Regions from separate parts of the Homo sapiens genome. Here region 1 is linked to region 2. A link is a contact called in ENCODE Hi-C or POLR2A ChIA-PET data. All regions are on one chromosome and are shown on one strand. The core of a region is the stretch at or near the end of the contact, and the rest is flanking DNA. Distances in the headings are between cores, read along the strand shown. Region 1 has its middle 6.5 kb from the start of DLEU7-AS1. Region 2 has its middle 76 kb from the start of DLEU7-AS1.

Region 1 (2,861 bases), core at 260-2,759, 70 kb after region 2:
AGAACTCTGGGGGTATGGAGAAGGGAATGATTAATTTTGCCTGTGAAGAAAGATTGGCAAGGGGCATTGAAGGCTTCATGCAGGAGATGACATTTGAACTAAGTTTGCAGAATAAATAGAATTTCAGCATTTGGGTACGATGCCTCTGCTGAGGGTGGCAGATTAAGAAAGCACAAAGAAAGGAGTGTGACAAATAGAAAGTAGTGTAAGAAAGGGCAAAAGAGAATAAAAGCTCATGGTATGAAAAGGACAGAGGTGGCATCTGGAAGTTAAAGCACATAGTACTTGTATCAGAAGAGTCCTATCTATGGCTAATGCTCAGCCCGGTTGACTGAGTGTAAAAAATAGATTTAAAATATTCAAAAATACCGACAAAATGTAAAACAGAATACCAAATTCAGAAAGTGGGAAAGCACCCCTTCCCCTTCAGTTTCAAAAAATACACTTTGTATATCTGAGCTTTGAACAGGAACCACACCCTGAGGAATGAAGGGGCCTCCTCACTGAGGATAATTTTAAGTTGCTAATTGCTACCTATACCCCCTGGCATTAAACAAACAGAGCTGCCTTCACTCCTCCTAGGCTGCCCTTTGAGGAAGAACATAAGCATCTAAAAATAGAACCTCAGGGGTTTTCCCGCACATTAAAACTTCTGCCCATCCTCCCCTCCAGCCAAATCACGTTAATCATGATGAAGACCAAAATAATCGTGCTGAATGAATGTCCAGGAGCTTAAATATTTGCTTTGGACAAATACTCTGCTTGGTGCTTTATACCCTAAATCCTCGAATTATGGAGAGGAAGCTTGCAGCCCTTAGGGAGAAGAGAGAGGCGAGGTGAAGAAAGTACAGAGATTTCAATGGCCTCTTGGACTTTTCTGTCTCCTTATGTTTTCCTGGTGTTTTAGTGGTTAGTTTTGCAGCATACAGTGCTAGGCTCTTCCCTCACACTTTATGTTTCCCCATGTGGACAGTATCTAGAGATTAATAAGGAAGGCCCACTCTGAGAGTGACCACTAGCAAGCCAGCAGTGGGGCTGACTCTCAATTTGGAATGAATGTTTGAAGAGGCTTTTCACATTTCATAGAAATGAGGATTGTGACTCTACAGAAAAAGTTGTTGTCTACAAGAAGGTCCCTTTACTCTTGGGAAGCAACTTTAGCTGTCCTCTCCTTGCTTTTTCAAAACTCGCTTAGCTAATAAAGAGACCAACATGCTCATCTTGGATCCCAGTACCTCTCAGTGGAGAGGAATTTGGGAGGGGAGTCGGTTTGAAAGGCAAAGTGAGCTCTCGGTAGCTGAAGCTGCATAACTACACCGTCACCCCTCCATCCACCTGCTCCCAGTGCAGCAACCCTTCCTGAGGTCGCTTCAGATGTTTTCAGCTATTCCAGGTGACCATTCTTTAGCAGCACGGAGCTGTTGTTCATACTTCGAAGTGTCATCAGCCCCACATTTTCATTTTTGAGTATCCCTTTTCTGAGCAGAGACCGGTCTACTGTGGCAACATAATGCATCCAGTTAAGGCAAGAGATTGACGACTCAACACTGACCTCCACTGGTTGGCATGGAAATACCTAATCCCTTTCGTTCAATGCCTTGGCCATTTTCACGGGGTGCACAGGGAGCCCTCAGCACCTTGCACTGCACTGTTGGTTGAGATTTTACATGATTTTAAATTACCTTCCAAGGAGCATATATGTAGATTCTGGAAAACTCTGATCCAACATTGAGACCTCAGCGCGCCCTTGTACCACCACAAACCACAACATCATTTTGTTTACACCAAGTTAGGGAGTTCAAAGTTGAATTCATGAGAATCTGAGAAATCTATGTCAATCTGTTTCCATGGTAGTGTTATTAATGACTATTCAATTGCCAATAGATTTATTATTACCTTTTAAATGCCTCAAACTCCAATTGGCCATTGTAACCCCATTTTCAATTGGTATAATAATCTTGCCTGCAGAGAATCTGTGCCAGATGCTGTGTTGCCAATGCCTTAGTTGTCTGGAGGTGGGCAAGGAAGGCCCGCTTGGATCAGTGCCACTAAAGGTGGGCTGTGATTCTCCTCATGGGGGTAGTCAGGACTTGGAACCAGCCAGGATTTCAGGAGAGAGACAAGGCAAAATGAACAAGGGAGCCTCTATACACTAAAAAAAAAAAAAAAAAAAAAAAAAAAGGCACAAGCCCATTAGTTTAGTTTTCTGGGAACAGGCCTGATGCAGTTTAATCCAGAGTGGCTGGCCTCTGAGGAACTGGGCACTTGTTGATTTCAATAGAAACCCAACTGATGCTTCTCCACCCAGGAAGGTACAATCAAGTTAAGAGAGCAATTGGTGAAAGAGATTATGATTTGGAAATACCTCCCATTTGGTTCCACTAAACAGAGTAGGTCAGAAAGAAAGAACTAAGCAAAACCATTTAATTAGTGCTCCTGACTCTCAAGAAAGCTGGAGCCAAAAATGAAATTCTTAGATAGCAAGCCCATGTTCTTCATATTGGTGTCTTCATTTAGAAAGCGACAGTACCTATGTCAACAGCTATGTTGAGAAATATTAAGCAGAAATGAAGAAAATGCAATATATATCAAAAATTGAATAAAATTTTCTCCATGGTTGTTCTTGTTTCAATGCCCTCAAAAACTAATTTAAATATTTTATTTAATTTTGAATAGGTCATACATATTTGGGGTACTAAACTTGGATGGCACAAAAGGATATACACTAAAGAGTAACTCTCCCTCTTATCTCTGTCACTGAGACAACCAGTTCTCCTCACAGGAGGCGACCTGAATTACTAATTATATATGGATATTTCCAGATATGTTTTATATGTCTGTACATGTGTATATCATACATG
Region 2 (2,849 bases), core at 96-2,595:
TGGAAGGGGAGGCAGCACACTCAGTGTAACTTTTACTGAAAAAAATCTGCAAGTAAGCAGATCTGAGCAACTCAAACCCATGTTGTTCAAGGGTCAACCATGTAAGCAGAATGGTTGTGGTAGAGCAGAGGAAAGGTAAGAGAAAGAGTATTTAAAACAATGAGAGCAATATATTTCCCTCATTGCTTATCACTTGCAATTAGAAAAGCCCAGCAGATTGATTTGGTTAAATATTTTGAGTAAGTTTAAGAATTTTTCTTTCAAATTCAAGAGTTTGTCTGGGCAGATAGTAGAAAAAATATAAGATAAGTGAACTCAGAGAGCAGTGCTTCCTCTAGATTCTGCTGAGGGGTCTCCATCCTGGTGAATATTTCCTTGAACATAGAAGTAAAAATACTTTCCAGGGAATCTCCTGGTTTTTAAATCAGAGTGTGGCATGCAACTGGAATTTCTGTGGTTGTGTTTCAGGCAGGCAGAAAAGGCATTTTACAACTTCAAATCTGTGGGCAATTCACTCAATGGCTGCATCCCAAAATTCTGCATCCCAAGATTACCAAAATTCTGTTGGTTATCTTTGAGAGAATTAGATAAAAAAAGATGGAGCAAATGAAGGTGTGTGTGTTTGTGTGTGGGTGTGAGGTAGGAGAATAAATAGAGTCTGGAGACAGGGAATCCATGGCTGATTCACTGACTTCCTAGAACTTAATCAAAAGGAAAACCCCACCTCTCCACACCCACATAACAAAAGGATCAGAGGCTACTCCTTTTACACTGCATAGCCGATGAAAAATGGAAAGTACCCCTGATTGGTCCCCTCCTGCAACCAATCAGACAGGTCGTGGCCCAAGTCTTCATGTCTAACTTTGTAACTTCACTTCAGCCTCTGATTGGTCACCTCCTGTGACCAGAGTGGTCGTCGGCCAAGTCTTCATTTATGGAGAGTGTAACCAAGTAACCAATGGGAAACCTGTAGTGGGTATTTAAACCCCAGAAAATTCTGTAACCAGTGCTCTTGAGTGGAGTGTACTTTCATTTCAATAAATCTGTGCTTTCATTGCTTCATTCTTTCATTGCTTTGCTTGTGCATTTTGTCCAATTCTTGGTTCAAAATGCCAAAAACCTGGACAACTTGTAGTCAAGGCCCTCCACTGGCAACATGTATATGTGTTTTTGAGGTGGTAGGTAGCTGAGATTGAAGATGAGTGGATTTATGAATTGAATAACAATAAATATCCTACTTAAAAATGTTAAAAGTTGGAAATCATCTCTTATTGTGATAACATATTTCTCCTCCCTGGGAATCTGTTGGACAGATTGGAGCTGGCAGGGTAGGGCCTGTATTGTTGAAGTTGCCATGGCTACTGCAGGAAGTGAGCTTTCTTCTAAAAACCTCACTGGCCCAAGAACAAGCCCAGGCAAGTCTACAATTCAATGACTTAGAAGTATTTTCTTATTCTAAAATGTTGCACTGATAATTGCTAAGAAGTATAAACAAAGGAAAGGGAGGCTGTTTGTCTTTGTCTTTCTTCCTAATTAGTCCCTTTCCTTACATTTTCCTTAATTATCTACACACCTGAATACAAGTCCCTCCCAATTACAAAGCCAATGCCTATTTTTTGAAACAGAAAATTTTAAAAACATTTTTTGCCAATTTGAACATATAAATATTTAAGCCTCTAAGTGAAATCGTTAAAAATCTACTTATAATATTCCATTTATTAATCTACACATATGTATATTAATTGCATAAAACTGAAAAGAAAATTATATACACTCATACTTTGCAATATTGCTTTATTCTACTCTGATATTTCATGAAACAATCTGTTCACATGTGTCGTGTGCATCTTGGCTGTCAGCAACTTTGCCATCACTGGAAACCCTTTCTGATTTTTTAAAACAGTTTTCCAAAACTATCTTCTCTGCCACCCACGTTTCTATAACACAGCAATTTTTAAATACAGATGTAATACTATCACAGAAAATTTTATCCCAGACCACAAGTATCCATTTCTACAAGCTAGGACAGGTTTTCTTTTTATAATTCATCATCCATGTTTTAGTGATCTCCATCACGTCTCACTTACTGTATTGCTTTTTAAAAAAAGCTCATGTTCGAGCTGGGCATGGTGGCTCACGCCTGTAATCCCAGCACTTTGGGAGGCTGAGGTGGGCTAATCATGAGGTCAGGAGCTCGAGACCAGCCTGGCCAACATGGTGAAACCCCATGTCTAATAAAAATACAAAAAATTAGGTAGGCATGGTGGCAGGCACCTGTAATGCCAGCTACTCAGGTCGAGGCAGGAGAATCACTTGAATCCAGGAGGTGGAGGTTGCAGTGAGCCGAGATCGAGCCACTGCACTCCAGCCCAGGCAACAGTATGAGACTCCATCTCAAAAAAAAAAAAAAAAAAAAGCTTATGTGCTTATGTTCAATGGTATGCAAGACTTGAAAGAATGAGTTAAACTCCCAAAGGAAAAATGATCACACTATGTTAAATTTCTTTGAGTCCTTTTTTTAAAATTCAAAATGAATTCTATTAGATGACCTAACAAAATAGCAGTAGTAACAACAACTAACACTTCCCAAGCCTTTGTCATCTGCCAAACACTGTTGAAACACAGTATGCATAGTAACTTATGTAAGGGCCTCTTTCTCAAGAGTGCTTCCAGAGTGTGGCAGAGGAGGCTCCCTGAGCAGATATGGCTGTGGACCAGAAAAAACATCACTCACTGTGATGTCCTGAGGGCATCAGATGGTTTCTACTTGTGTGTGCCTTACTGCTGCTTAATCTGCTGGTTATCAAACGCACACGCATGTATGCGCACTCACACACACACAGTTGACT

Evidence for each region. Hi-C counts contacts between places; a loop is a spot of excess contacts on that map. ChIA-PET counts read pairs that join two places held with the same protein, here RNA polymerase II (POLR2A). Pooled maps may share reads with other maps.
Region 1: a pooled map shows a loop between it and region 2 (2.1-fold over the local background). The contact joins two enhancer-like sites. A Hi-C loop is called at or near these places in 1 of 168 maps with a recorded cell type or tissue (IMR-90) and 1 of 50 pooled maps. POLR2A ChIA-PET finds 5 or more read pairs at or near these places in 1 of 52 experiments (PC-9).

What each region holds. Positions count from the first base shown.
Region 1 is chr13:50,799,967-50,802,827 of GRCh38, forward strand. It overlaps a transcript of DLEU7 not described here. Among named protein-coding and RNA genes, the nearest start is that of DLEU7-AS1, 6.5 kb to the right of the region's middle. RefSeq lists enhancers at 1,280-1,329, 1,400-1,499. Within about 2 kb of position 1,510, at least 2 of the 41 ENCODE cell types and tissues checked have a DNase peak (open chromatin) inside an H3K27ac peak, as active enhancers do.
Region 2 is chr13:50,730,211-50,733,059 of GRCh38, forward strand. It overlaps a transcript of DLEU7 not described here. Among named protein-coding and RNA genes, the nearest start is that of DLEU7-AS1, 76 kb to the right of the region's middle. RefSeq lists an enhancer at 1,277-1,476. Within about 2 kb of position 1,346, at least 2 of the 41 ENCODE cell types and tissues checked have a DNase peak (open chromatin) inside an H3K27ac peak, as active enhancers do.